Linked DNA regions of Mus musculus: region 2 is linked to region 1. Evidence: chromatin loops called from intact Hi-C (ENCODE). Cell type or tissue: left cerebral cortex. All regions are shown on one strand. Each heading gives the region's core, and the rest is flanking DNA. Links, peaks and the distances in the headings are about the cores only.

Region 1 (15,251 bases), core at 5,419-7,918:
ACCAAGAAGCAAAATTAAGAAATCAGTTGTCTTTATGTTATATGAGAGATTATTTGTAAACTAACATAATTTTCAGGGGCAGGAAAAAAAGGGTATGAACTTTGTTGGCGCTAAACTCATCTTAAATAATGTGGACATTATGAAACCAAACAGGCATAAAAATAGTTTGAGGTAAAATACTTCGTTAAATATAACAATGGAGGGCAGTGGTGGCACACGACTTTAATCCCAGCACTTGGGAGGCAGAGGCAGGCAGATTTCTGAGTTTGAGGCCAGCCTGGTCTACAGAGTGAGTTCCAGGAAAGCCAGGGCTATACAGAGAATCCCTGTCTCGAAAAACAAAACAAAACAAAACAAAAACAAATACAACAATGGAAAAAAACAATATTATTCAAATAATACTTTTTATGCAACCTTAATAAATAAAATTGGGCTAGAAAAATTAGTATAATAAAGATTATTATTATTATTATTATTAATTATGATTATTATTCAGACAGTGATATGTCTCAGGGAGTCAAAAAATTTACTTATAAGACTGAAAAAGTATTTGGAAGAAATCTTACTTTTAAATTAAGATCTAATCAATATCTGAAGATTGGAATGATTTCTTTCTAATTATCATTATATATTAATTTACTAATAAATGTACGTGTTCTGATAGAAAACTTCTGTATCGTCTCCTAGGTGTTGTATATAGTTATAACAATTACAACTGCATTTAAATAATTATAGCCGAATGTGGTGGTTTGAATGCATATAGCCCCACAGGCTCATATCTTTGCATGCTTGGCCAATACAAAATGGCACTATTAGTAGGTTTGCTCTTTATGGAGTAGGTGTGGCTTTGTTGGAGGAAATGTGTTTCTGTAGAGGGTAGGCTGTGAGGTCTCTTATGTTCAAGCTATGCCTAGGGTGGTACACCGTCTCCATCTGTTGCCTTTGGATAAAGATGTAGAACTCTCAGCTACATCTCTTGTACCATGCCTGCTTGAAACCTGCCATGTTTACAACCATGGGAATAATGGACCACATGTCTGAAACTGTAAGCACTCCCAACTAAATGTTTTCCTTTATAAGATTTACTCTATTCATGGTGTTTCTTCACAGCAATAAAACCCAACTAAGACAGAAATTGGTGCCAGAGACTGGGGTATTGCTGTGATCTGCCTGACCATGTGTTTGTTTGGAGGAATACAGATTTTTCAGACTTTGGTTTAGGAAAGTAGTGTAATGCTTTAAGTACATATACCTTAATGGGCTATACTCATAGGAACATAGAATATAGTGGGCCTGAGGGTGATTTGAACTGTGGGGTCCTGGCTCAAGAGGTTTCAGGGGAGACTAATTTTAGTATGTGGCCCGAAAATTGTTCTTGCAACTATTTTAGCTAAGAATATAGCTGTTTTTTTTTTTGTCCTTGTCCAAAATGTTTGCCTGAGGCTAAAGTGAACAGTTTAGCAACATAGCAAATAGCAAAACAGCCTAGCATAGACCCTGTTGTATAGATACTAGTGTTCACTCTTATGAATAATGTTTTGATGAAAAAGAGAAAGCTGAGCAAGGAAAAATATATAATGAATGGTTCAAGGAAAATAGAAGCAGCAACAGGGGGAAATGGGGCTAAATCCTGTGTCTAAGGGGAGAAACATATTAAAGATATTAAGTGGCATAAAGGGAGTGGTGACCACAGGGCAAGATATTGCTTAGCTAAGGTTTTTGTGAAAACAAATTAAAGAAGTTTAGGTTCAGGCATGGTTGTCAGAGACTTTAACTCAGCACTCAGGAGTCAGAGACATGCAGATCTCTGCTTTCGGTTGCACAGAGGTTAAGATCTTACAGCTTACCTTTTTTTTTTTTTTTTTTTTTTTTTGGGTTTCAGACACAGAGAAAGGAAACTAGATCTGGAGAGGAAGCCTTCTGCCTGCTGACTAGCTTTCTAAGTGCTGAGGGTACTATATAGTTTGCTGTTTGCAGTGAGGTGAACAATAAGAGTCTTAGCTTGTTGGGAACTCAGCAGGCAATAATAATGACCTAGCAGGCAACAAAAGTCTTATACTGTAATACTGGTATGACTGGTGCAAGGCTCCAACTACTTTTTGATAGGGCATGATGCCTACTCCACTGAAGAGATTAATTCCTAATACTATGAATCTGCACAATGCTTTGCCTGAGAAGTCATAGACTCTAGGTGTAGAACCAGTTTTGTTGTTTCACTGAATGGGTGTGTTTTGCCTAACAAACTTTTATCAATGTGTATGTTATGTCCATAGATGAGTGTTGCTTTCAGCCTTCATCAATAAAGCTTCATTTCATAGTGAGCAGCGGCTACTACATAATTCCAAAACTAGTCAAATCACTTCGAATACGTGATTGTTGCCTGTTTAGACCAATGGTGACATCAATATCAGCCCTTTGAAGGTTCAGGTAACACCGCGGAAGAGGAAGAAGAAATAACATAAGGACCAAAGGACAGGGAAAGGGCTGTAAAATGCCATCTCATAGCGAGACAGAGATAGGAATGCTGTTTTCTAGAGAACATATTGCCTTTGCTATCATGAATTCATAGCAGTTGTAGTTGCGTGCATAGGACTGAGCCCATCAACGATTAGACCTAGATGGGGAAGAAGCTCATGAAGGTTGCAGAATCTTGGAAGGGTCATTGTACTACACAGTTGTGCAAGCATGGGGAAGTTGTCCCCGGTGGTGTAGCCACTACTGAATCTTCCATGCTCACTTAAAACTCTCCCTTCAGCCAAGTTCACACAAGTAACTTTTTAAAAAAAATAAGAATTTCTAAAAGTAAATAAACAAAGGGGAATAAGACTGAGAAGTTGGGAAGAGGATCAGAGTTTAAATGACAGGGGAAAGAAAATATAATGGGTAAAATAACCACAGCACATTAAATATGTTTATAAAATTGTCAAAAAGTTAATTGAGAAAATCCAGTACTGTGCTTTTTTTTTTTTAACAATGGCTCTACCGTATATCTTGAGTTCTTGTATGACTATGCCTCTCTAGAATTTCTTAAGCTTAGAATTGCTTTGTGAATGCTTTTGGCTTTTATAGGAATTTTAAGACTTTTTTTTTTAAGTGAAGACTGGCATTGGGATTTTTGCTTGGGATTCCAATGAATTTGTAAATTGTTTTTCTTTTAAGAAAAATGGCTATTTTCACAATCTTAATTCTTCCAAGTTTATGAGTATGATCCCTGCACCCTCTCCCCCTTTGGAGCTGTACCTCAATTCCAATCAGAAAGTTTGTTCTCAAAAAGATTGAGTCATTTGCTCTGTGCACAAGGCTCTAATTTCAGTTCTCCCAACTATACATTACACAGTTTAAATACCAATACATTTTGAGGTCCCTTAAGTAAACACACTGGAGATATACTTCAACTCTCATAAATGGTAGTCCCACTTATCAGCAAACAGAAAGATCAACCATTTTCCCATTGGCTGGTAGGGGTACCTTGTCAAAGGAGAAAGATGAGAGCAGTCCAGATATGAAATCCATCAGCTTGATTTAAAGCAGGGACACCATGAGTAAGTAGGTAGTTCTCATCTTCACCACGATCCCTTCCCTCCTGATTCTAAGGAATCACTCACACACACACACACACACACACACACACACACTTTGTACTACCTTGGTAATTCTAAAATACTAGAATAGGAATCATTATGGCTTTTCTTCCTTAGTATTTAAAATACTGGAAACACAGGTGGATTTATCCAAGCTTTGTTGAGGCATATTAAGGAACAGCTATTTCTTTCTGATCTGAGTTCTACATCTGGTCCTGGAAAGCCAGATGACAGTTTGATGCCCCTATGATTAGACTGTTACATACTATTGTTCTTTACCTTCAGAGTTAATCCAGCAGAGTCTGCCAGTCATGTAGACAAGAGACTACTTCGGAGGAAAACTGATTCACTCAAAGACATGCCAAGGCATGGGGAGGAATAATTACTCCTAATGAGATATCTTTATACCGCCCAAGAGCGCCTCCCCAGAATAGCTGCTTACAGTTCCCACCACTCAGCCCTGCTAAGTTTGCCTATATTGTTTTTTAAGTTTTATCTGAAAATGTATAACTTTTACTCTTCCTTCTATCATTTTAAGATATGAGTATAAAAGGCCAGGTGTGCTTTTCCTGACACTTTTGACTCTAAATCTAGTCATTCTCTGAAACTCTTGTCCCCTATCCTGACTGCTACATAGCTTCCTGATGTCTTCTAACACTGAATATGCCTGCTTTCTTGAAGTCTAACACCAAAGATATGACTTTATCTCTTTTATCTTTTCCATCTCTTAACCCCTTAGTGGAGTCTCTTATCCCTTCTCACCACCACCTATTGATTTTCTACTCAAATCCCTTTAAATTTAAATTATTGACCTTCTTTCTGAACCCACTTTATTTTTACTAGCAAGACAAAGAAACTAAAAGGGAATATCAATTTTTGATTTCCCCAGTAAGAATACTGGCACATATCTACAATTCCAATACAAAGCTAATAAGGCAGGAAAGATTATGATAAGTTCAAAGTCAGCTTGGGTTATATTGCTATTATCCAGCTAGTCATGGGTACATAGCAAAACTCTGTGTGTTAGTAACTTGTTTATTGCTATGATACCAAACACCTTTTAAAAGGAAAGCACCTAATTTGGAACCTTGCTTCCGAATCTATGACTATCATGACTGGACTTACGGGAGCAGGCAGACAAGCACCACTGGAGCAGTAGTTGAGATACCAGATGTTGATTTATCAGCAAGAGTCAGAGAGAGCTAACTTGAAATGGCTTGGGCTTTTAAAATCTCAAAGAATACCCCAGTGTACCCATCTCCTCCAATAAGTTTCACTTCCTAATTTTTCCTAATAATTCTATCAACTTGGGAACAAGTATTCAAACATGAGCCAATGGGGACTATTCTAATAAAAATAAAATCTTAGTGTGTGCTTGTTTGTGTACATGAGTGCATGTGTGGGTGCATGGTTGCGAGTGCGTGAGTGTGTGTGTGTGTCTGATCTCTGTTGGCAACTCCCTGTATAGGCTACATAACTTTAACAAGAAAACAAAGATAGCTTCCTTGAAAGTAAGTTTGAATAATGCAATTAGAAAGAATGATAGCATTAAATGCATCCATGTGCATAATAAGGATGAGGTCAATTTAAAAATGCATCGCTGTTCATTGCAAAGGACAATATCTGATAACAATTTCTTTAAAGGACCTTAAACCCTTTTGTGGTGATTGATATTCTCAGCACCTCGATTGGTATTTAGCAAAGATCAATAATTAGCTTTTCATTTACCTTTGTACAGAGGTACCTTCAAGAAGTGAAAATTCCAACAAGAAAACTAAAAGTTAAAAGAGAAACAAAAAGGAAGCGCCAGCAAATATAAGTTTCAGAAAGCCCAGCATCATTTCAATTTTCAGGCTTCTGAGATGAATGAGACTTCAAGAGAAGAGAGCCCTGTTGGCAAAGCCTTGGTATGACGAAGAGAAGGTGGATATAATGAGCACCAATCCATTCTTCCATTGTAAGGCGTTTTTACTTGTACATTATTCTACACTTTGCATAGCTTTTCACTTACAGAATCCTCAACATTTCATTGAGAAGGCAACGTGCTGTTTGTGATACATAGTGACACAGAAGGAGACTTATTCATAAGTCACCCATACAGTTTCTCAAGATGATACTGCTTCAAGGCAGTGACGTCAGAACAGAAGCTTTGCTTTCACTATTGTGCTTCTGTGTGGTAATAAGGCTCCATATCAAAAAGACTGCGGGGTCTTTGGAATTATTTAAAAGAGACCACTGTATAATTTTTTTCTGCTATTTTCTGAGCTGGTACTGGTAACAACCACACAAGATACATTTGATGGATGTATAAAAATTATATCAAGTTCTCAAATGGAATATTTTAGAATATTCTCCATAATTCCTTTAATTTGTTTCCATATAACTACTTATCTAAATATTAAATTATCTGAATAGGTTTTAGACTTTCCATGAATTTCCATTTTTGATAACTGGATCTCCTTAAATGTGTACTAGTGATCATGAAAAGCTACGGCTACATACAGGGATTTCCAATCTGGAAGCAGACAGTGTGTGGCTTTATGTCTGCCAAGTGTTGCCATCTTAAAATCTTGACTGTTGAAACAATAACATTTTGGCTGCTTTTACGACACTCTTTTAATGTTTACAGATTGGTAAATGTGCATCTTTATAAAACAGAGAGCTTACTTAATTAAACTGGACCAGTGTAAGAACTAGGGCAATGTATTGTGAACCAAATCATCTCAATATGGTTGGGTATAGAACAGCTCGTCTTGCTCATTGAGTTCTATCGAATTTTGGCAGAGAAAAAGAAAGAAAGAACAGATGGTGAAAGACAGAAACTGAGCTGCTGGCGATGGGATACACTATCACACTGAATTATAAAGAATGGAGCCCCAAGTGCCTGAATAGCTATTTAATTTAGAGTACAAAATCAACACACTGCTTGCTTTTGAAGTACCAGAATGTTTTCAGCAAAAAAGAAAGTAGAATTGGATTTCAAGTTATGACGAAGCAGTGTTAAAATGTGATATCATGTGGAAGCAAATGTTTACTTCCTGCATTTGGTTCCAATAACTGATACATTATATTTTTTGTTTGGGTTAGGAAATAGAGAAGACGTTATACATTCCCATTCACAATTCAACAGTGAGGAATTTGTTTATTTATTCACTTCCTGACTGATTGACATATGATCTCATGTAACCCCAGATGGTTTCAAATTTATTATCTACAAAAGTCAAGCTTTGAACTAGCTGCTTCCACATCCCAAATGCTGAGAGATCATCTTTAGATACCACAATCCCCAGCAACCTGGGAAATTTAAATTACATGGAAATACACACACACACACACACACACACACACACACACACACTTACTTCTTGAAAATATGAACTCATTATTTATTGCTGACCAAAAATGATAGAAATATTACCTTTAAGTAAACAAAAACTACTAGGTAAAAATGTTACTTTTCAAACTATCAAAAATGCATAATCTAGGATAACATAAATAATAGATACCAAATGACCAAAACTAAGAGTCCATTATGCCTTTTCATACATACCCCTCTGGTTTTTAAACTTGTAAATCAGAATTTGTTTTTGCTTTGTGATTTAATGAGCATTCACTTTTACATACATCATATGGATTGTTAATAACTGGATTTTCATATGGATCTTTTATTTATTAAACAAAAAATTAATAGTTCAGTCATGTCCTAGCAAGACTTCTACTTCTCTTTAAACTTTCAAAAGACATTTTGGCATTGAAAGCTGAGAGACACCTGAAAGGTGTGTGTGTGTGTGTGTGTGTGTGTGTGTGTGTGTGTGTGTGTGTAGGCAAAGTATCATATTTCTGTGAATATCTCATCTTCAAATTTACAATTTTATGTACAGAACTGAAATTTGAGTTAAAATACAATGATTATGTTACACAATATGATTCTTTTGGTTTTTCTTTTAATCATTCAGATAAGCAAAACTGCTTTGAGCTTTCAGGCTGTATGAAAACACTGAGCAGTCTGTTTTGGAAAAAAGGTTTGGTTTTGGGCAAAGTACAAGTCTCAACTTGAGAATTTTTTTGTTTTTACTTTTGGGGGTATCTGATAGAAGAGTGTTGAGGAAATATTAACCATCTCAATGACTAACCTATAAGTTCTGCCTTGACTCTATGCATAAGGGAAAGAAATTTTTTTACTTCTCTTTGTACTTTATGGCCATATATTAAGAGGATATATGCAGTAAGAAGCAATGAGCTTGTTGATGTAAAAAATGCTTAATAGTTCTTTTCTTGGGTGTACTTTGAGTTTCTCTCTTGTTGGTTTATTTTTTATCTCATTTAAGTATAATTCTAATCATCAGAAAATGAAGGGGTAGGTAATTCCATGAGTTATAATACATTATTTTTTAAAAGTTCTTTAAAGATTATTGTTTGGGATTAGGCATATAATAAGAAGCTTATGTACCATGTGTGAGGCACCATCTTTAATTCCCAGTATTGCAAACAAAAAATGTCTGCTGCTTTATTGGTAGAGAAGATGTAAATATATATACATAACGTAAAAACAAACAAGCACAGAGGATGATGGTATGTGAGAGGCAGAGGCAGGTGGATCTCTGTGAGTTCCAGGCCAGCCTGGTATATAGAGCTGAGTTCCAGCACAGCCAGAACTCAAGCAAAACAGCATAGCCCATTGCTCTGCTGTGCTTGGTACATGATTGGTTTGTGGTAGTTAATTTTCAGGTCAGTTTGACTGCATTTAGAATCACCTCTGGGCAAGTCTGCAAAGCTCATTCCACAGATGTTTGAGAAGCAAAGACAGCCATGACTATGAGCATCAGCAGACTGAGCACCAGAAACCAGAATAGGAAGAAAAGTCAAGCCACACGCTAGCACTCATCTTGCTCTCTGTCTTGATTGAAGGCATACTGTGACTTGGCACATCCCATTTCTCCTATTATACCTTTCTGAAGGTCACACCATAAGCCAACACAAAACCTTCCTTCCATAAGATGCTTTTGTTAAGTATGTTTTCACAGTAATGAGAAAATTAAAAGTTCTATGACTTAAACTGAATAGGAGAAGACGAGAGGAGTGAGTCTGAGATGAGCCCAAAGCACCCAAGCCTACAAAATCTAAGATTGGTACACCCAATCCAGAAAGGGAACCCTGAGTCACAAAAAGCTGTAGCTTTACAATTCAAAGAGGCAAATAAGTCCTGAGGTCCTGAAATTCTGTGGTCAGATGTAGTCTGCTAATATTCTAGGTCTAATTATATGCTACAATTGCTCATCTGGTTAATATTAAACTTATGTAGAATTTCAGATGAGAGAACTAAACTCAAAAGAAATATATGACCAGCATCAAAGCAGTTCCATGAACGTGGTCCATGTGCCAGCAATGCTGGGTGGAAAGGCACAAGCTGGAAAGGAGCTTACCTGCCCTGAATAAATTGATTGGAATATCTTTATTTGTTGTTTTTATGAATCAACCATGATATACATCTTTCTACTGAGTTTTTAATAAAACTTCTTGAGGTCTATAAGAATGATTTAAAAATTTTAAAACACAATAAACATCTAAAAGGAGGCTAGAACTTTGTCTTTGGAAAAATTCATGTATATAGAATTCTTTTGTTTCCATAAATATAGATAAGTAATGACATGTCATTTACTATATATGCTTTAAAAATGTTATAACATTTTGTAAAATAATTTTATAAGAATCCATATCATTTTCTAAGTCATAATAATGAGTAAATTTCTAGAATAGACTTGGTCTTCTTAGATATTTTAATTTAGTTTACTATAATTCATATTCTGTTTTAAATTTTATTTTTGAGTCTATATTTTGTTTTCATACATATCTGCGTACCACATGCATCTAATGCCTGTGGAGACTTGAGGAAGGTGTAAGATTCCCTGGGACATGCAGACAATTGTCAGCTGTTATGTGGCATCTTGGAATCAAGCCTGCATCTTCTGGAAGAGCAACCAGTGCTCTTAACTAGTGAGCCATCTCTCCAGTTCCGTAGTCTCTAGTCTACAGGTGTTTTCATTTTTATAATGATATCGAGTTACCAATCTAAATGTTACTCTAAGAAAATAAAACAATCTTTACATAACTTCTTTAAAGTATAATATTTTCTGAAATATTTAGTGTCTCCTGCTTAATTTTTAAGACTTTAAAGACAAGACTCTCAAACTTGCTAAAGGTCGTTTTTCTACCCTAATGACTCTATATAACTACAGCACCGCAGCCTTTGAACAGTTATTTGAGTGTCTGAAATACTTCTTCAAACAGAACATTGATTTAAAGAATGGATAGTAGAGTCCAATGCAAAAGAAAGTTCTAGCTTTTCTCCATTCTTTTTTCCCATTGTGCACCCTTGTTTCTGCATGGAAACAAGTTTCTACACAGATGTGCTGTGTCTATTACATGGTATTCACAGGAAAATGTCAGCAGTATTTCTGACCATAAAGTGATCACAAAGTGGTAATTGTTGATATTTTCAAATCATCATCATCGTTTAGAGCAGAGGAAACAACATGGGAGCTATGTTTTTAGCTTCAAAGCTTAAAGACAACTGTTTTCGGGTTTTAGTTCAAACCACAGTGTTCATCAGCAGTAGGGAATATCCACCACACCAAGTAAAGGAGACAGAGAACAATTGTCCAACTAATCCCACATTATACTGTCCTAGTGAGTGATCAGCCTGAGTCAGCTTTCTTTTGTGTTTGTGGAATGCACATCCATAGACCATGCAGAGGCAAGGTTAGTAATCAGCAGACTTTGGGACTTGGAAATCTGATTCTAGGATCCAAAACAGACATTTCCTTTTGGACATGTCAAAGGTTCTTCATGTCTGTGTCCGTGTGTGTGTGGTGTGTGTGTGTGTTAAAGGTTGTGATAAGTCAAGCAGAGGAATGAGGTTGCATTTCTCAATGGTAGCTAACAATGTTTTGTTTGGAAGCTTATAGCAAGCTTCCCCTACTTGTAAACTGTCATACCCATTAATCTGATTAAAGAAACCTGTTGAATGCTGGATTGGACGGACATGTACTATTAAAAGCCTGCTGGTGGACTCTGAATGTAAGGAGGTAGGCAGAGAAAGCAGTCTCTGTGTGAACTTTGCATGCCCAGTGATGGAATGCTCTGAAGTTTTATGGCAGCTTTTATTTATGGTCATAGTGATTCACCACCACTAACAAGCCTCCCAGCTTCCTAGTACCACTATCACTTTATCCCTGTATTTAGCACAGGAAATGGTAAACACACAAAAGCTGAAACAGGTGACTTTGTATTAAAACTCACAGTGTTGTTCTCTAAAGTATTCTTTCAGCTTAGTTTTCCCTTTTACAGACTACAATGTGTATCTTGTTTTCTGGATTGCATAAATGATGTAGGGCACAGTTCTTATATTTCAGTTGATACAAATCTTGGTACAAAATGCACATTAAGAAGTTATCCTGTGGTATGTGGTAAATTGCCGATACAATTTAAATAAAGGCTAAATTAGTGTGAATAGCAAAAAATTTAAATAAGATGAACAGCCAAAGTCAAAAAAAAAAAAAAGAATACCCATTATTGGAGTAAAGAACAGAGGAGTATAAATATGTTTTTCACTGGCATTTCTCCCATGACAGTTCTCTCTTCCTGCATTTAATGGGAAACATACCATGAGTTTAATGTATACCTATCAAAAAAAGTCATGTATTAGCATCTAAGATACATAAGCATGCTTATTAATTAAAGATGGCATGAAAACTGGTGGTTGCCAGAAAGTCTATTAGAATTCTAGAATGGTTGTTTAAAATGGCTTCCAAAGTCGCAGACATGATAGTCAAAGAAAGGCAATAGTAAATGTGTAAGGAAAGAGCAGACAATTTACAATTTAATGGTCCTGTGCAAGAAGTAGAGTTATCTACAGACACTGAAGGGGGTTCTGGCCCACAAGTGATCTGTCACATATGTACTTCACTCACACTTCTAAGCCACTATTGCCATATTACTTTGTGAGCTGAGAGAAATGGTTTTGATGTGATTTTTGGGAGCCTGATCTGGAATCATTTATGCTAGTAGCATGTGCTAAGTTTGGTGTGTGTACCTTCATTTTTAGTAGTAAAAGAAACCATTCAGAAATGGGGAAAATGTTGCCAGTCTAAACTTTCTTTCATTGTTTCATAGTAATTCCTAGTTTGGGCCTTAAAATATAGCTATGTCAGTGGAGCCACCAAGTTTCTTAGAGATGACTCTAGGATCATCTTCTATTATTAAAAGCACCCAAACAAAAGGTCTGTTCAAGCATTAAAAGAGTGTGAGTCACTGATGCCCAGCTAATACTTGTGTATGAGTCATGTGTGGGAAAGTGAAAGAATGCACAGGTACTCAGGTGACTGTCTTTAGAACTATGGTATCTGGAGACAATGAGAATACCAGGTTCATGGGTATTCCTGATATATCAGAGGACAATGTCATAATCCATCTTGCCATAGGATCCCTGAGCCTGGTGTTCTTCAATCAGCCAAGCACTGTTTCCCTAAAAAAAATTGTACGAAGTGATTATCTTAGTCCCTTGGCTTTAGTATCTCATATTTTATTGCATGAGATAAAGTGATCTCCTTCTGGAATGAAAGAAACAACATATTCTTTCATATAATCTCAACTGTAAATCAAATTTAATGAAATTATGGCATATGCTAAAATTTATTAAAACTTAATAAATCCCAGTTTATTCTAAGAACAATGCATTATATTTTTCTTTCAAAGGTGTATTCATTGATTATGAGTATCTAACAATTAAGTATAGTCTTTATATTTACCACGTTGCTTACATCACACTGAATACTTTGTGTATCTTCCTTACATCTTTCTTTCCATCCTCAGCTCTTAACTCACAAGGTGAGTGAATAATACCTTGCTCATCTTTTCGTTATCCTTATAAAGCCATTTGCACTTCTATCATTTGACCCGATTGCTTATATTTCAAAGCACCCTTATACTTTTCTACTTGTGTTTAATATTTAACTGATCAACCATAGCCTATTAATATCCACACACTGCAAATGATGTTCTGGACTGAGTTTAACTGTCTGGAGTTACTAGCATTCTCTTCCTACTTAACTAGAGTGGTCTACTGATTTGAACAAGATGACGGTTCCAAACTTTATGCTTTGTAATTAAATGTGATGATTAAACGTAAGCCTTATGACAATATTTTGGCATGTTTAGTTACTTTCAGTGAAAACTAAATGTTAAAAAAGTGAATAGTGATTGAGTATATCTTTTGTGACATGCATGGGCTCAGATGAGAAAAATTACTTACTTGCCCAAGGTTAGTTGTCCAGTCTGTCTTTCAACCAATCTGACCTGGAGTTGTTCAATATGTCTAGTAACAGACATACTAAACGTGTCATGAGAGGCCTTTGTCACTTCCGTACCTTCTTACTTATGCTACTTTTTTCTTCTAGAATGTTCTTTTTTTCATTCTACCTTTCTCCTTCTACAGATAACAAAAGGTCCTGTGTTGTCCTCACAAATACTCAGCTCACACAAACACATTGCTGATGTTTCTCCCAGCTGTGATATCTAAGTATTCTGAATTCTCATAGTACCTGCTTGGGACACATTGCTCTCCACATATAACCAATTATATGTGTTTTGCCATGCTGCCTATCTTTCTCATGAAAAGTAAGCTAAGTTAGGCAAAGCAGATGACTTGCATATATGTGCTAGTTTATCACTGCACAGCACTACAAACAATCCTAGCACTCTTTAGGGAAATGAACAAAGATTCTAAGGAGTTACAACTGGATTTCCTAAACTGGACACATCACCTTGTAGTCTGCTGTTCCTCTCTGTGTAATGTACAATTCATTTTCTGCTTGTCAGGTACTGTGTAGCTATTAATTGCCTCATGGCTACACACAGTATGGTTCTACTGGAAAGCCCTTCTGCATTCAACCCTGCAAAATGGATAGCCTTGCATTCAGGTTAATTTTCATTCCCTGTTAAACCCTTTTTCTTTATGCTCAATTGCACACCGTAGCATAATTAAGAACTCATTGTCACCTCTGAACTTAATCACATGTTCTTTGTATTTGAGTGGCAGGCCAATTTGCTTTATTATTGTGTGGCGTGTTTTCTTCAGTACCATGTTGCAAGGTTCTTGAGATCAGGCATTAATTCCATGTGTTTTTCAAGGCCCACTATTTATTACCATGAGTAATGTACAGCCATACTTAGTAAATATTCATTCCTTTGAAATAGATTTAGACATAGATTTAAATCTAAAAAAAAAAAAACAAAAAAACAACAAAAAAAACCAAAAAAACAAAAAAACAAAACAAAACTCCTGGATACAAAAAAAAGATTAGTAAGAAGCAAGAGAAAAAAAAAGAAACAGAAAGAGAATAAGAGATGCACCAGCAACAGCTGGAAATACACACACACACACACACACACACACACACACACACGAGACACACACACACACACACGAGACACACACATACACACACACAGAGATACACATACACACACACACACACACACACACACACACACACACAGACACATATACACACACACACACACACAGCAGCTGGATGTTATTGTCTCTTCTGCAACATTTACATGCCATATATAATTTAGCCATTACTCTTCTGTCTGACAACAGTTTTCATGATCATATTCTTACCTTACTTTCTTCCCCATCACTGTAGGAAATAAGCTCCAAAATCTCAACTGAAATTTGTCTAAAGCACTGTAGAATTAATTCTAACTTTTAAAATTTATATAATTATATATGTGTATATATACATATATGTAATATCCTACATATCGCATATATCGACATATATATTACATATATACATATAATATCTCCTCTTGTGAACACTGGCAAATATTACTTTACTTCTTTTGCTAATAAGAACATCTGGAGCATAAAGGACATAAATTTATATTTACAAAGAATGACTATATAATGGATCTTTACATAAAAATGGAAAGAAAGCTGGAGACAAAGCTTAGTGGGCAAGGTATTATCTGGCAGAATTGAAACTGAGTAAAACAGCAAGCCTAGCCAGGCAGTGGTGGTGCACACCTTTAATCCCAGCACTTGGGAGGCAGTGGCAGGCAGATTTCTGAGTTCGAGGCCAGCCTGGTCTAAAAAGTGAGTTCTAGGACAGCCAGGCCTACACAGAGAAACCCTGTCTCAAAAAACAAAACAAAACAAAAAACAAACAAAAACCAAGCCTAAACAACCAAAAAAGGAAGAAAAATAGAACAGATGGTAAGCTAGTATGTAAATATTTTGCCACTACTTTATTTTACCGTTTTCTCCTCCTACTATAAAATCTTTTTTGGTGTGTGTGTGTGTGTGTGTGTGTGTGTGTGTGTGTGTGTGTGTCTGTGTGTCTGTGTGTGTTGTGTGTGTGTGTGTGTGTGTGTGTGTGTGTGTATGTGTGTGTGTGTGTAACTCCTTGGCATGTTTGTGTTATTATGCTTATGGGCTACATTGCTTTGTACATGTGCTATTGTAGTATCTAGCATTATGTACAGTGTCTGATAAAAAGCATTTTCAAAGAGACAGAACACCATCATATTGAGACTAAACATTGCATGGTTATGATCTTATGGAAAGGGGATGATTATTCTTTCATTGTATCGATTTCTTTTTCA
Region 2 (15,251 bases), core at 4,819-7,318, 48 kb before region 1:
TAGCTCCTTGAGTACTTTCTCTAGCTCCTCCATTGGGGGTCCTGTGATCCATCCAATAGCTGACTGTGAGCATCCACTTCTGTGTTTGCCAGGCACCGGCAAAGCCTCACAAGAGACAGCTATATCAGGGTTCTTTCAGCAAAATCTTGCTGACGTATGCAATGGTGTCAGCGTTTGGAGGCTGATTATGGGATGGATTCCCAGGTGTGGCAGTCTCTAGATGGTCCATCCTTTAGTCTCAGCTCCAAACTTTGTCTCTGAAGATGACCTAGTGGGCCATCATTGGGAAGAGAGGCCCCTTGGTCTTGCAAACTTTATATGCCTCAGTACAGGGGAATGCCAGGGCCAAGAAGTGGGAGTGGGTGGGTAGGGGAGTGGGGGTGGGGAGGGTATGGGGGACTTTTGGGATAGCATTTGAAATGTAAGTGAAAAAAAACGCCTAATTTTTTTTTTAAAGGGGGAAAAAAGACAAGAAATACAAATAATTAAAGTTAAAAAAAAATCCCAGGGCTTCAAAAGCTGATGCTTTGTGGCTCAAGATCTGAAGCCTATTGTGACACCACCATGTATATTTTTCTGTGCCTCTGGGGAAGGAGATTCCTGGGAGTGCTACTGCATCCTCGTGTGCTGCCCATCAGGACCATTATGAATCCGGGTACAAAATGTGCACCACAGTGGGTCCAGCTTTTATTGAAGTCGGCAGTTTTACATTTGGGCTGGTAGCACATGGGTAGTTATTTAATTGGAAGTGACTACAACCACCATCTCTAGTCTCTCCGGGGTCCTGCAAAGGAACTAATTCCTATTTTCCTCAGAGTGAAACGGAAACTTAAAGAGGACTCATGTCCTAAAAAGTCCCATCATGATGAAACATCTTGTCCACACTAAAAAGTATTTCACACACACTTGTGAGGATGAGGAGAAGGAAGACTATAAGGGCGGGTGGGCAGGCACAAGCGTGTAACTTTCATATATGGATGAGTCCTCAGGGGTCTCATCAGGGAAGCAACAGCAGAAACCACACCACCAAGTAAGTGGCTAGAGCATTGGAAACAGAACCTATAGTGCACTGTCCCGTATAAGGAAGATAAAGAATGAAATGTTTGGCTTTCTTGTCTTTGGAATCAACACAACACATTGCTATCTCACAGGGCACCTTAAGAAAATGCAGCACTAGCCTGGAGCTGAGGATCTAAGTGGCTGACATGTAAATTCAGTCTTATCTTTAGGATTCCAGAAAGATTCTGTGACCAAACTCTTGATTTGTTGAGCGTTTCTGAATTCCAATTTGGAAGTAAGTTCTGTAACAGATCACTCGCTCAGCATGTGAACTCTCTTGTTCTGAAGACGCAGTGCCAGAGCTAACAACAGTGTTTGTAACTGAGGCGGCTGAGATGTCCAGCTCAATACACTGCTTTCAATAGGAGCAATGCCTCCTCATTTTAAATCTGATTTAAATTTACTCAACTACAATTCTCTCACCAAAGTTTCTCTCAACAACATCTTTCAGTAGAGCAAAATATATTTCATTCTTTTCCATGCTAGTAGTATAATAATCAGAAATATAAAGGTAAAACCTAACAAAGCAAGAACTAGAATGTGGGGTTCCCGTCTTGGAACCCATTTATAGAGCGTATCCATCTTAATTCTCTAACAGAAGATACCAGCAAAAATAAAACAAAACAAACAAGCAAACACAACAGATCAGTAGGAGGCGAGTTATGGCAGGGGAGCTACAGATAAGCAGATGACTGAGAACGGAGAACACCTGCAGCTTGCCTCCCTGGGTCTCACATGCAGAGAGGAGGACTCTGAAATCCAGGGTGAGAACAAATGTTCTCCTCCCTTCTCTTGTCCCACAGTTGGTGAGTGATGACTGTGCTGTTTGATATTTACAGACTAAAATTAATAACAGCATCTGAATTGGAACAAGGTCCCCATGCATACATAACAGGAAGCTAAATGAGCTGAAGGAATCAGCAATGAACTGTTTAAACCGGAAGGAGCCAGGAACCAAAAGCGTTTTTTATGAGTCAGCTTTACCTCAGGATGATGTCCAACTTCAATATAGGTGCAGATTGGATGGAAAGCCCCAGTTCCACAGGCATACAAGTGAGTCTGATTATAAGCCTCCAGGACCTTGATGAAATTGGCACATTCTTTCTGTGAAACAAAAGGCAAACCAGTTAGTTCCAGCCGTCAGCCTGACTGAAGAACCCAGGATGTTTGCCATGCTGGGAGAGATTTTGTATGTATACCTTTTTCAAACTTTAGGGCTCATTTATTATTCTGTTATTTTGTTCATAGCATTACATGCATTAAAATGTAAAAACCTAAACCTTGAGGAAATTAATATAATATACTGTGCCTAGTTTTATATCAACATGAACAAGCTATAGTTATCTGAGAAGAGGAAACCACATGTGAGAAGATCCATCCATCAGACTGGTATGTAAGCTAGCATATAAGGCATTTTCTTAATTAGTGATTGATAGGGAAGGGTCCAGTCCCTTTTGGGTGGTGCCACACATGGGCTAGTGGTTCCTTGTTCTATAAGAAAGCAGGTCAATGAGCAAGCCATAGAATGCAAGCCAGTCAATATCACCCTCAGCAGCTTCTACATCAGCTCTTGCCTCCAAGTTTCTGCCCTGGCTTCCTTCAAAATGAACAGTGGTATTGATATCTAAGGCCAAGTCGTTTTGGATGCAGTGTTTCATCCCAGCAATAGTAACCCTGGATAAGACATATACCCTTCACCAAATATCTTTCATGAAAACTATTTCTAAAACATCATAGCCTAACTGAATAGGAAGTTCTGGGTTGCCAGTAATCATGGGTGATATTTCCATAGTTCAGACAACAACCAACTCTCTAAATAACAAATTATTCAAATGAGATTATGGTGAAATTCTTATTACAAAAGTGACTTCTGAGTTTAAATTTAGAAAACAGGAACAGAAATAAAGGATAACCTGAAGCTAATCATTGCTAGTAATGCATATTGGTTTCTTTCTAATAAGTATGCATTCAGATACTACCTAATAGATATATTGAGAGTGTTTTCCTACATTGTTCATAGTTTTTAAGAAAATTTTCAGTTGAATATTTAAAAGTAAGCCCTAGAGATGGAGCTATAATATTTCAAACCAGACTACTGTATAAATGGTGTTGGCTCGCTCACAAAATGGAGAACCAGGTTGAATGTTATGCTCCGAAGTGTGTTATGCCCTCAAAGCTTTCTCTGTGACCCGCGACTTCTTAGGTGTGAACTCAGAATGCATCTGGACTTATGCAGTCAGTTAGAGTTTATAAGTGGAGTGTTATAACTCGCTGAGTACATTTCCACATGACATTTGTATCCAGTACTTGCACCTGATGGCTTAGGTCTCAACTCCATTGGCCCATAAAATAAGGAGCAGGAAACTTCAGCAGAATAATTAACATTTCAATTCAAGAAAGTACCTGCTATTCATTCTATCTGATTGCTCTAGGACAAAACCTGATATTGTCCTATGAATATACACCCTTAGATGAATTAGACTTATTTAAAACAAAATGGAAGCTTTAGATGTGAATCCTCACGCATTCTTAACAATAATGTGCAATTTCAGTAGGTAAAAATTACAAAACAAACCAAAACAAAACTAAAAAACCAATTTCTTTATTGTTTTGTTAAGTAAATACAGAATGTATTCTCTTTCTTTTGGGCAAGGCATAAAATTATGCTCTGAAATCAACCGACTTTGCAAATTGTTCTGTTCTGAGGAAGAATTTCCTAGCTTAAAGGTTGTATGTATACCCTTCCTCACTCACTTTGAACAGGTTAGTTCCTGTTCAAAATATCATCACTGCAAAGGAGATAAAACATAACTTCGCTTGTTCTCAAAGCCCAGACTTCATTCTGTATCAGTCCCTCCTCTTTTCCCTACAGGACACAACATGAACGCCTATGCAGAGGAAGGAAACATCTGATAAATTCATTTACAAATGAAGCATTCATGGGTTTGCCCACAGGATATATTCGTACTCCTTTAAAAAAAAATCTGTCAATTTTCAAAGGAGGAATTTTTAAAAATATCTTTCTTTGAAACATGTAGGTGGTCACATATTCTGCTTTTACAGCCATCCCTCATTGTGGGTTCAATATTATTATATACAAGAAGATAAATAATGAGTTCTGGTACCATATGTCAAAAGCAAGATATTGGCTGTGCATTCATGGTTAAGCACATGGATATTCTAGTAAATAATAGTTGCAGACCCAGTCAGAAGACTTGTTTACTTTAGAAAAGAACAGGACTTCACTTGGTCTGGGAAATGCTTGTTGAGACTCACAAGCCATTTTGCATGTAAACCTAACGTCTCTAGTTCCATTATTCACATCCAATACCTCGTAACAATTTTAAAAGAGACTATGGTTCTCTGTGGTATAAAAGCAAAACATAATCATGAGTACAAATACTTGGAAACACAAAGGAAGGGTCACATTACCCTTACCACTGTTATGAATTTAATACCATAGCTTTTGTGAGTTCATTATTTCATATAGATTAGATAACCAATTAGCAATTTACCAGCGACTAAGGCTGTCTTTCTAAAGAAACTAGCAGGTTATAATTAACACAAGAAAAACTCCCTAAGCTCTTGAAGCCCACAAAATTGGACTACATTGAATATCAAATTCTCAATTTGTTCTCTATTAACTGTTAAATAGGGAACCACTATACTATGACAACCATTCTTTTACAAAGCTGCTGGAACAAAATCAATCATGGGACTCTAGCCGAGAAACCTGGCAAAGAGTCTGACTGAGTGTGCTGATAACAAGTGAGTCTGAGTTAGAGAAAATGGAGCCCCACCCTATTGGCCCAAGGCCTAGAATGATCTCCTTAATTTCCCCCACTCAACTCTCCCAATTGGCAAGTCGCACTGTTTGCCATGCCCCGAGGCTACCTTAGTATTATTTTCAAAGTAAAGGTTGAGGCAAATAGAGTGCGGAACAATTTCTTGGGCTTAGAGGGTAAAATGATGGTTGTAGGAAAACAAAGGAGTGGAAGGAAATACTTTCAAGATTGGTTTGAACATAGCCAAAGGAAGAACCCTCAGCATGTGTGGAAGAGGAAAGTAGACAAAAGGGTCTGAACAGAGAGGAACCCAAAACTTAAAAGACATTCACTTAGGATCTGTTCTTAAGAGAATGTCTACATAACAGTGTATCAATCCAGTCATTCAGTTGCCTCCCTTTTGTAGTCTGTGGCTGCCAAGCCTGGCAAGGATTCCAAACAGGACATTCATTTTATTCTGAGGCTGCCTGAACATTCTGTTAAACTAGGGGGAAGCACGGCAGCAAAAGGAGACACACTTCACACATTGCTGCTCTGGGGAAACAGAAGAGGAGTGTTTCTGACCTTTCCTTGAACCATGACGTTTCTCAAAACTCAGAATGTAATGTACTTTTTGGCATTAAACTCCTGCACGGCTTTGCTCCACACTGGAGGATTTACAGCGCAATAAAGACAGTGCAGTCAGCTCAAAATGAATTCATTTTTCAAACCTTGATCTTTTCTTCAAACTTCAGTTGATATACACAGGTGAACTTGGTAACACCTTGACATCCCGAGAGTCAGTGAATCTCAGGGCCTTCAGATCAACAGCACCCCACCATCATTAGTTTAGAAGTAAGAGCAGTTATAATCCAATAAAAACCCAAGCCCACACCTGAGGAGCCTTGATAAATCATCCTCTATGACAAGTTGTTTGGATCTGAGTTCTAGTGGGGGGCTCTAGCCTTTTTGGAGCACATGAATAGAAAAATTATGCATAAAAATATTGTCCCAAAGAATAAATGTAGAGAACATATCTATCCTTGAAAAAGATATCGGAGCTGAAAGCAGAATGAATCAAAAACAAACATCACAGATAGAGCTACGTAGCCCAGATTAGGCTCTGTTGCAGACTTTTCCTGGACCGTTACAAAAATAAAGCCCATCCATCTGTCAAAACAACTGCTCCATGCATGGAAATTAGAACAGCACTGAGGTGTTTTTAACTAACTTCCGATCCTTACGCTTTCTACAAAAGAATATAATTTACCTACAATTCCAATTACCTCTTCCCCTGTTCTTAAACTATGGATAAAATAGTGAGAATTTAACCTAAATAAAGAAGCGGCTTAAAAAAAACAAATGGGGAGGAGACAGTGAACAGGAACCATCTCTATTCAAATATATTCAGTTCGTGATTAAATCAAGCAAATTTGTGCTGGTTCAAATATAAACCAGCCCCAAATGAATGGGGATAGGATAGCACTGCCTCAGGTCAGTGACAATTTACTTTAAAGGAAAACTCAATAGTCCCTGTGCCATCAGCCGCTCACGTGGAATTCTTTTACTGTATAACCCAGCAGCTGGGAAAGCAAACGAATCCGTGGCTGTCAGGATGGGTGGGTGCACGCTGCAGGAAAACCCATTAATAAGCTTAATTCCTGAAGTTAATCCATTGACTCTCTTTCCACTGGTCCATTTATTTGGCAAGCTGACTGCATACTCCAAGGTTCCTGCCAAAGCGGTAATCCATGAGATTGCTCCTGTCACTCACGTTATCCTTCTTCTATTGGAGTTGCCCTGGACTTATCTGGCAGTAGTGATTTGTCTTTTTCCCTTCCTAAATTGTTCTGATCCAACTGTGATCTGATCATTCTCAATCATGTCTTCCCAGTCCTTCACACCCACTACAGGTGGCTAGAAATCTCTTCTTCACAGACGCGCATCTCACAGAGCTCATACATGGCTGTGCTCTCATTGTTGTATTATCTGCCTGAGATTGAATTAGTGACTTCTAACTTATATACCTGTATCGTAACAGAATTCAGCCTGCCAAGGAGAGATACCATTGTCTTTCTAGTGTAGGATAGAAGACCTAGAAAGAGGTCTAGCTTTTAGAGGACTGTCTGGTGTCATGGTTACAAATCTCCTTTCTTCCAGCTGCATTGTTTGATATCAAGCTAGATTTTGATTTGGTTAAGAGCTGTCCAAAATACTAAACACATTATATAGTTAATAATATAAAATGTTCATGCAATTCTCTTAGTAAAATGGAAATTCTCTAATGAGTTTTTAAACCACCATAGATGTAGTATGTATCAGACTTCTGGTACAAGTAGATACTGTATATGGATAGTCAATGCTCTCTCTCTCTGTCTCTCTGTCTCTCTGTCTCTCTCTCTCTCTCTCTCTCTCTCTCTCTCTCTCTCTCTGTGTGTGTGTCTCTCTGTGTGTGTGTGTGTTTTAAGAGCCTAAAGTGTATTTCCCTTATGAGGATCCTAAAACATAAAATATTGGAAATATGTTTTTTGGAAAGGTTCTCCCCTGGCTGGCATGGCACTGACCATGTAGAACAGGCTGGCTTACAAGGAGTTATATAGACCAGAGTGGCCACAAACTCACAAATGTCCAATTAACTCTACCTCCTGAGTGCTGTAATTAAAAGCTTTCACCACCATGCACAGTATGAAAGATTTTTGTAATAATAGAAATGTGCTGAAAATCAATTAGTTGCTCTAGAGTCAATGAGTGATATAAGTGCAGATGCAGAGCCATGTTGGCTTCAACTGCATTACTTCAAAAGTTGTGGCTAGAAGCCCTTGTCCAGTAAACCTTGAGTATGGTGATATTTACAAATAGACCCTTGAAGAACTAAGTTAATGGAGGCCCCTAGGGTGACCCTAATCTAATCTACTTTGTTTTTTTCCAGAGAGGAAAGAAAGATACATAGAGAGGCATCAGGGTGAGCGGACACAGAGGAATGAGCATCCAGAGAAGCATTATGAGACATACTGAGGAACAAGCCAATGAGTGGGCCTCAAAGCCAGCCCTTTGGAGGCTTAGATCTTTTGCTTCAAGCTGCCATGACTGGGACAAAATAAATGTCGGTTGTTTCAAGCCATACTGTAGTTTTATGTTGTGGCATTCTGGGAACAAATGTAAAAGAGACTGCAGGCATGTTGATTGTGTAATGATAAAAGATGCTTGGTCAAAGACATTTATGGTTGCTGTTTAAATTTTTAGCAAAATAAAACAAATGTAATAAAAAAGTTTTGATGTTAGTTATCTAAGTTATGGTCTTCTACGTCACACATAATTAGATATTAAAGTGAAATTTCACAAATTCCATTTGTCCAGCTTTTTGAAACAAAAGTATTTCTTCAAATAATTTAGGATAATAGACCAAAAATCTACAAACGGGTCTACATATATGTTCATGCTTATGTGTATTAGTGTATATACACATATCACTATGATAAATTGTAGATATTATATTTGACTAGAGTTCAACCTAAGAAATTTAGAATTCATTGACTTTTATTCATGTTTAATGACAATTTTGATTTCTTTAAAGTATGAACTATAGCCTGGTCACGGTGTATGTCTTCACTACTAGTACTCAGGAGGCAAAGACACTGGGCTTTCTGAGAGGTGGAGGACAGCCTGGCAGTCAAGGCTACAGAGAAACCCTGACTAAAAATAACCAAAACAGCAAAAAAGTATGGAAGACATTCTAAAAAACAGTCAGAAGATCTTACAGGTCAATTCAAATGAAATTATAAAGATAACATTAAAACACTATTGAGATAGCTATTTTTATCCATGAGTTAGGGGTGGGCTTGAATGAGCTTGGGAATCTTCTGTTTTGTGCATGACCACAGGAAAGTTGTTCCAGACTCTTGACCTCAAGTGCTCTCAACTAAAGCTGGGATTAATGATACATCCCAATAAAGCAATAGCATGTATTCATGAACTGGTTATCCATTTTGTTGTTGCTATTGCTATTTTGAGAAAAGGTCTCCCTATATAGCACTGGCTTTCCTGAACTCACTATATGGATCAGCCAGACCTCAGCCTCATAGAGATCCCCTGAATCAGCCTTATGAGGGCTAGGATAAAAGGCTTGTATCACCATAACCTGTGGTTATCCTTTCTTAAAAATAAGCATGTCTTTATTGTTTTGAATGCTTAAAGGCTGTCTAACTTCTATACTAGTCTATATCCTATACCATTCCATACATTATGCCAACAACCCAAATATGAGTTCTTTATTCCTTCTGAAGACATTCTTCAGAGAATTGAAACCCATACTGGGAACTAAACAGAGGTAACTTCAATAAACTTGCTTTAGAAGATTGCTATGTGCCCATCTTCTGCTACAAATAAATGTTACAGGTTGTTCATTAAAACTGTCATGAAATTTCATTACTCCAACAAGGGAGGACTTTCGAATATAGCCACTTTTGTCCTAATATGGGCCTTTGGTCATCATCTAGTTAAGCAGTAAAACACAGCATTGGTTTTTGACAGCTGTAGAGGAATTGTGCTTTGCCAACTTAGTTAAGCAGGGAGTACATTTCCTAGTCACTCCTCTTTAATCGCTTGTAAGGTTGCTCTTATAAGATATTTTTCAAAGATGTGGAAGCAAGGTTTCACCTATAGTCATAGCCCTGTCAATGTTTTCCACGACTGGACCCTTGTGAGCAAGTTCTAACATTGGGCTGGAAATTTATTCCCTTCCCTATTTGTTTCAGTTCAGCCATGAGATCTTGTCTTCATCCTTATCTAGTGCCATGGCAATTAGCAGCATCTTCTTAAGATTAGCAATTGACTACCAGGAATTGATGTAATGAAAAGCAGTTCCCGCTCCCCCTTGATATGTTCTTTGTCCACTTTACTTTCTTTTCTAACACCAAATCTGGTTGTCTATAGAATTGTAGGCACAGTTAACACGTCAGAAGCAGTACTCAGCCTACCATAGAGTCTTCACCACATGCTACCATTGCACAAATTTTGATACCTTTTGTAAAATTCTTTTTATATTCCATTTATTTAAGTCTGGCCTCTAAAGAAATTCTAACAGGTGAATATCTTACTAAAATAGAATAACTTATCTGAAAATGCCTACCTAGAAGGGGTTAATAGATTTGACCTAATTATCTCCCCTACATATAATCACTACTTTATAATATTTTTGTTTATAAATATGATGGTTTATCCTTTCATAAGTATGTGTGGAAGAATAAAAATTATATAAATATTGAAATTATTTCAACATGCTACTAGAAAACAAATATTTTAAAAGATTATACATGATATAAATATACATGAACAAATATGCATAAATATAATATATATGTAATATATAGTACAGTATGTTAAAGCTATCCATAATATACATTATAGATACAGAAAATGTGGTACCTTTACACAATGGAGTACTACACAGCTATCAAAAACAATGTATTTATGAAATTCTTGGGCAAGTGGATAGATCTGGAGGATATCATCTTGAGTGAGGTAACTCAATCACAAAAGAACACACATGATATGCAATCACTGATAAGTGAATATTAGCCCAGAAGCTCAGAGTACCCAAGATACAATTCAGAAACCACATGAAACTCAAGAAAAAGGAAGACCAAAGTGTGGATACTTTGATTATTCTTAGAAGGGGGAACAAAATATACATGGAGACAAAGTATAGAGCAGAGACTGAAGGAATGACTGTCCAGAGACTGTCCCACCCGAGGATCCATCCCATATACAGTTACCAAACCCAGACACTATTGTAGATGCCAACAAGTGTTTGCTGACAGGAGCCTGATATAGCTGTTTCCTGAGAGGTTTGGCCAGTGCCTGACAAATACAGAAGGAGATGTTCACAGCCATCCATTGGACTGAGCACAGGGTCCCCAATGAAGGAGTTAGAGAAAGTTCCCAAGCAGCTGAAGGGGTTTGCAGCCCCATAGGCAGAACAACAATATGAACTAACCAGTACCCCCAGAGCTCCTGGAACTAAACCACCAACCAAAGAATACACATGGTGGGACTGGTGGCTCTAGCTGCATATGTAGCAGAGGATGGCCTAGTCGGTCATCAATGGGAGGAGAGGACATTGGTCCTGTGAAGGTTCTATGCCCCAGTGTAGGGGAATGCCAGGGCCAGGAAGCAGGAGTGGGTAGGTTGGTGAGCAGGGGGAGAGGGGAAGTGATAGGGGGTTTTGGGAGGGGAAACCAGGAAAGGGGATAACATTTGAAATGTAAATAAAAAATATCTAATAAAAAAAAGAATAAAAATATTTAATATATTTAGCACCTAAATGAAGATTACTGAGAATTTTCATCATTGTTCTCATTTTAACATAATAAAGAAAAGTTAACATCCTCTGGTACTAGTAATCACATTTTCTAAATAAAATCATGTTTGCATCCTCTCTCCTTCCCCAGCTCTCATCAAAAGCAGCATATCAACACTAACATTACGATGCTACAGAACTTTGGGAAAGTTTAGTGATATTTTGTAGATCTATCTTATTGTTCCCTTTTGAATCAAATTAACGTTAAAAACAGCCAAAAGCTGATGATAGCATATTTATCTTCAGACAGAGTTTACCATCTATAAGAAAATATTCTTAAAATTAAGGCTAAATCTATAGCATCATGGTTGGTTTATCGGTAAGTAGATATCCATTTATATAAATCATTCAGCACAAGAGGAACAGAATATATGAGCGATGGCTAGGAGAGTTCCAGGTGAGGGGGACTCTGTGGACTTCTCACTTGAGATAGGAAATCCTCTCTCTGGAATTTCCTGAGATTGAGCTAATGATTCATACAGAATGGCTTAAAGTGAATTACCTTGCTCTGTTCCAGCCAGATATAAATAATGATTCTTAAGCTAGTGCCAACCTTCTTTTGGGCCACTTAAAAATATACTTGAAATTTCTCAAGATGATCGAATTTTAACATCCTTTTTGGATTGCTAGTATTATTTTGCAAGTAAAGTTAGTCACTTACAATAATTACAAATGCCAGTTCTTACATATGACGGTTGGTCTGGGTTGATGGAGAAATGTTTATCGTTTTATTTTGCTTAAAAATTCAAATGGCAATTCAAAAGTTGAATAACATCTAAAATAAATCTAAAGGTTCAATAGCACTTGTTGTACATCTTGTACCTGACACAGGACACTGAGTTTCCTAATGACTTCTAAAACAAGCACGCGTTTGTGAGGCTTGGACTGCTTAATCATGAGAGGCTACATTTGGATCCCTGCAACCTCTGTGAATCGTTGGGTATGGTGGTACCTTCTGGAGAATAAAAAGCAGGACAAACTCTGGGCTCACTGGCCAGCCAGCTTAGGCAAATGGATTAAATTCAGATTATGTCTCAGAAAAATATATTGGATTGTGACTGACCAAGAAATAGAAAACAGGACAAACTCTGGGCTCACTGACCAGCCAGCTTAGGCAAATGGATTAAATTCAGATTATGTCTCAGAAAAATATATTGGATTGTGACTGACCAAGAAATAGAAAATTAGTCTGTGGCTCCCACTGACATGTATGTACCCCGTACACAACCATGTACACGAATATACTCAGAAAGGAAACATTGTCTGTGTCACCAGTCACCGATTACTCTAAGAAAATGTGCTGCGATCAATATCAAGTATTCAGAAAACTCTCAGTGTTTGCAGTCACGAATGTTGAATCTGTAAATTCAGATAATGCAGTATTTCTCTCAATAGTAATGCGCACATCACTCAGAGGAATATAAAATCTACACTTAAATCTGCTTCATTTCATGAGACAAGAGATTTTCTGGTCTACATTCAACATTTGTTAGCTGCATGATTGCAGTACTGTCATCTTTCACCAGGAGCCATATTTGGAAATACACTATCTATTGTGAGGTCATCTTCATTGTCAATAAGAACCACATTCAATATTAACAACAATTATAAAGTAACAGGCCTAATCTACTTTAAGCAAGTTATCCTGCTAAGGTTTTATGGATACTTGCAAAAGCACATGGCTACTGGGTCAGACCTAATGGCCTTATTACTCACTGGATGCAATAGCCGTAATAGCAGCTTGAATTGTACAGTTTGCACAGCTCCATTGTGGCAGTGAATAGAGGACCAGGTAACTACTGCCTAAAGTATATGGCTTTATACCAGAGGAGTTATAGTAAAATAAATTTTAATATTTAAATCTGGGTGTGTTAAGATGCCTTTGAGTTGAATGAGATGGTAGGTCACTATCCAGTCACTCCACACACAAGCTTCAGCCTCCAGAGAAGACCTCTGCTTATCAAGGCTGTTTGAAGCCAGCCAATGGCTTCTGAGGAATAATTAATTTTAGATTACTCTTAACTACAAAAACACAATTGACAGTCTGGCGGTGGTTACGCATGCCTTTAATCCCAGCACTTGGGAGGCAGAGGCAGGCTGATTTCTGAGTTCGAGGCCAGCCTGGTCAACAAAGTGAGTTCCAGGACAGCAAAGGCTACACAGAGAAACCCTGTCTCAAAAAAGCAAAAACACAAACAAACAAACAAACAACAAAACCACAATTGACAATAATCTGTGGCATAAGTAGTTGATGCTACTGCTCAGACAAAAATGTGATACAAATATAGATTTATAAGTTTTGACAGTCAGTGAACATTTGATTTTTGTAAACTCCAAAATTTGAAAAACAGCAACAACTCTCCCTCACTTGCAAATTAATACCAAGCTTTGAAATTCCTAAGACCAACCAACCAACCAAAAACGCTGAAGGTTAGTGACATCCTTGAACTTTGAAATATTAAATAAAATTTAATGTTTGGCATGCAACTTTTGACATGTATGAGACAAGTGAGACTAAAATTGTGTTACTTGTCAAAAATTAATGCTGCTAGATTCATGGAATATGAGTCCTTTTGATAGAGCTGTTATTGTACACCATAGCTTTCTATGGTCATAACATTTAAGAACAGGAAAACAAACTCCTTAAAACTATGGAGTTCTGAGGTTCAGGTGCATAACGCTGCTCTCTGAAATGTATCTGGAAAAGAATTCTGAGAATCTGCTCCTTTTGGTTCCTCTCAGATGGTTGAAATTTTGATTTCCAATGATGCTCAAAATATTTCTAGCAGTCATACGGTTGCCATTTGGTTTTATTGAAACAGTGCAAAGAGAGATGGGTTAGTAGGATAAACAAAGAGGATTCAGAGAGCTATTGATTCAAAACAGATTCTTTTACCAGCTTAGCACAAATTCATTTTGCATTTGCAAACCATGGTCAAGGAAGCTAAGCCACCAGAAAAAATGTACTGAGAATAACTCAGGGGGATTTAGAGCCTTGGGAACATCAGCAAGGGAGAGTAGAGGGCAGTCAAAATGTACAGATCATATTTTATTTTTGTCATCAAATTACCTTTCTAATATAAAATACATATTTTCCAGCATGTCTCTAGCAAGTAGATAGTAAAGGTGATAAGCACTTCATACATCTAACGAAAATACCAGAGAGATTCTAAATTTAACACTGACACATCAAGCAAAGAGTGTATTAATTAACAAGACAGCATGCTTTATAAACTGATTCATTTTTTTTCACAACAAAAAATACCCCTCAGATTAATGTTGTTAGAAATGTCTTTTACTAGCAGATGAAAGGCAACATATCCCACTGTGTGTGTGTGTGTGTGTGTGTGTGTGTGTGTGTGTGTGTGTGTGTGTGTGTGTGTGAGAGACAGAGAGAGAGAGAGAGAGAGTGAGAGAGGGGGGAGAGGGACTGATTGCCTCTTTACCACAGCCTTCACTCTGCAATAGTTGCTATTAATAAATGTTTGTTGTGTATTGGCACAGAGTAATGATGGGTTGGATCTTCCCACAAGAGAATAGGGAGGTGGTTACTTCCCCAAATGAGGTTATAGCCAGAGGCAGGAACTATGCAGGTTCAACATCATGACATGTGGTTACCTCTGGATGAGGATGCAATTTCTGACACAGAACTAAAGCACTCTCTTGGCTACTTTAAAAGTGATCCGTTCTCCAGGTTTATAGTAATACTTGCTGGTTTTGTCTCACTTTGCCTGCTGCATTCTTACACTAACTGAGTCCTGAGAGGACAGGGCTTTCCCAAGATGATTTGTTTCTAGATCCTTTATTTCCAAGGGAGTTGTGGAAGCAAGGAACAGGAAAGGGTGACCCACACTGTAGAAACCAGAGAGCTCTCACTTGGAAATTATAGTTTACTATTCTTGTAAATGTGAAAGGTCAATTTTTATTGTGATTACTGTTCTGTCTTGAAGTCCTGATGGTTGCACTCCCCCATGCTTCATTCTTGTGGTTTCCAGCATCACAAGAGCACTTTGAAAAGAATTCCTGCCCATAAATCCCCACTGATCACTAGTTACTTAAGATAGAGTACA

The links. Peaks named below come from ENCODE experiments on the same cell type or tissue, not always from the same donor. Only the 100,000 strongest peaks of a DNase experiment are listed, where the experiment ranks them.
Region 2: a loop joins it to region 1, with 1.8 times the contacts of the local background. A loop is called at or near these places in 3 of 42 quality-filtered maps.

Annotation. Positions count from the first base shown.
Region 1 is chr5:13,412,580-13,427,830 of GRCm38, reverse strand. The region is part of intron 1 of Sema3a (sema domain, immunoglobulin domain (Ig), short basic domain, secreted, (semaphorin) 3A); the gene reads right to left. Among named protein-coding and RNA genes, the nearest start is that of Sema3a, 21 kb to the right of the region's middle. In left cerebral cortex, for the core only: no CTCF peak of the experiment used is centred there; a DNase peak (open chromatin) is centred at 6,388; H3K4me3 peaks cover 239 bases.
Region 2 is chr5:13,460,311-13,475,561 of GRCm38, reverse strand. Sema3a (sema domain, immunoglobulin domain (Ig), short basic domain, secreted, (semaphorin) 3A) reads right to left here. Exons shown (of 17, transcript NM_009152.4): 4 at 2,044-2,163. Among named protein-coding and RNA genes, the nearest start is that of Sema3a, 69 kb to the right of the region's middle. In left cerebral cortex, for the core only: no CTCF peak of the experiment used is centred there; DNase peaks (open chromatin) are centred at 4,870, 5,301, 5,985 and 6,346; H3K4me3 peaks cover 598 bases; H3K27ac peaks cover 342 bases.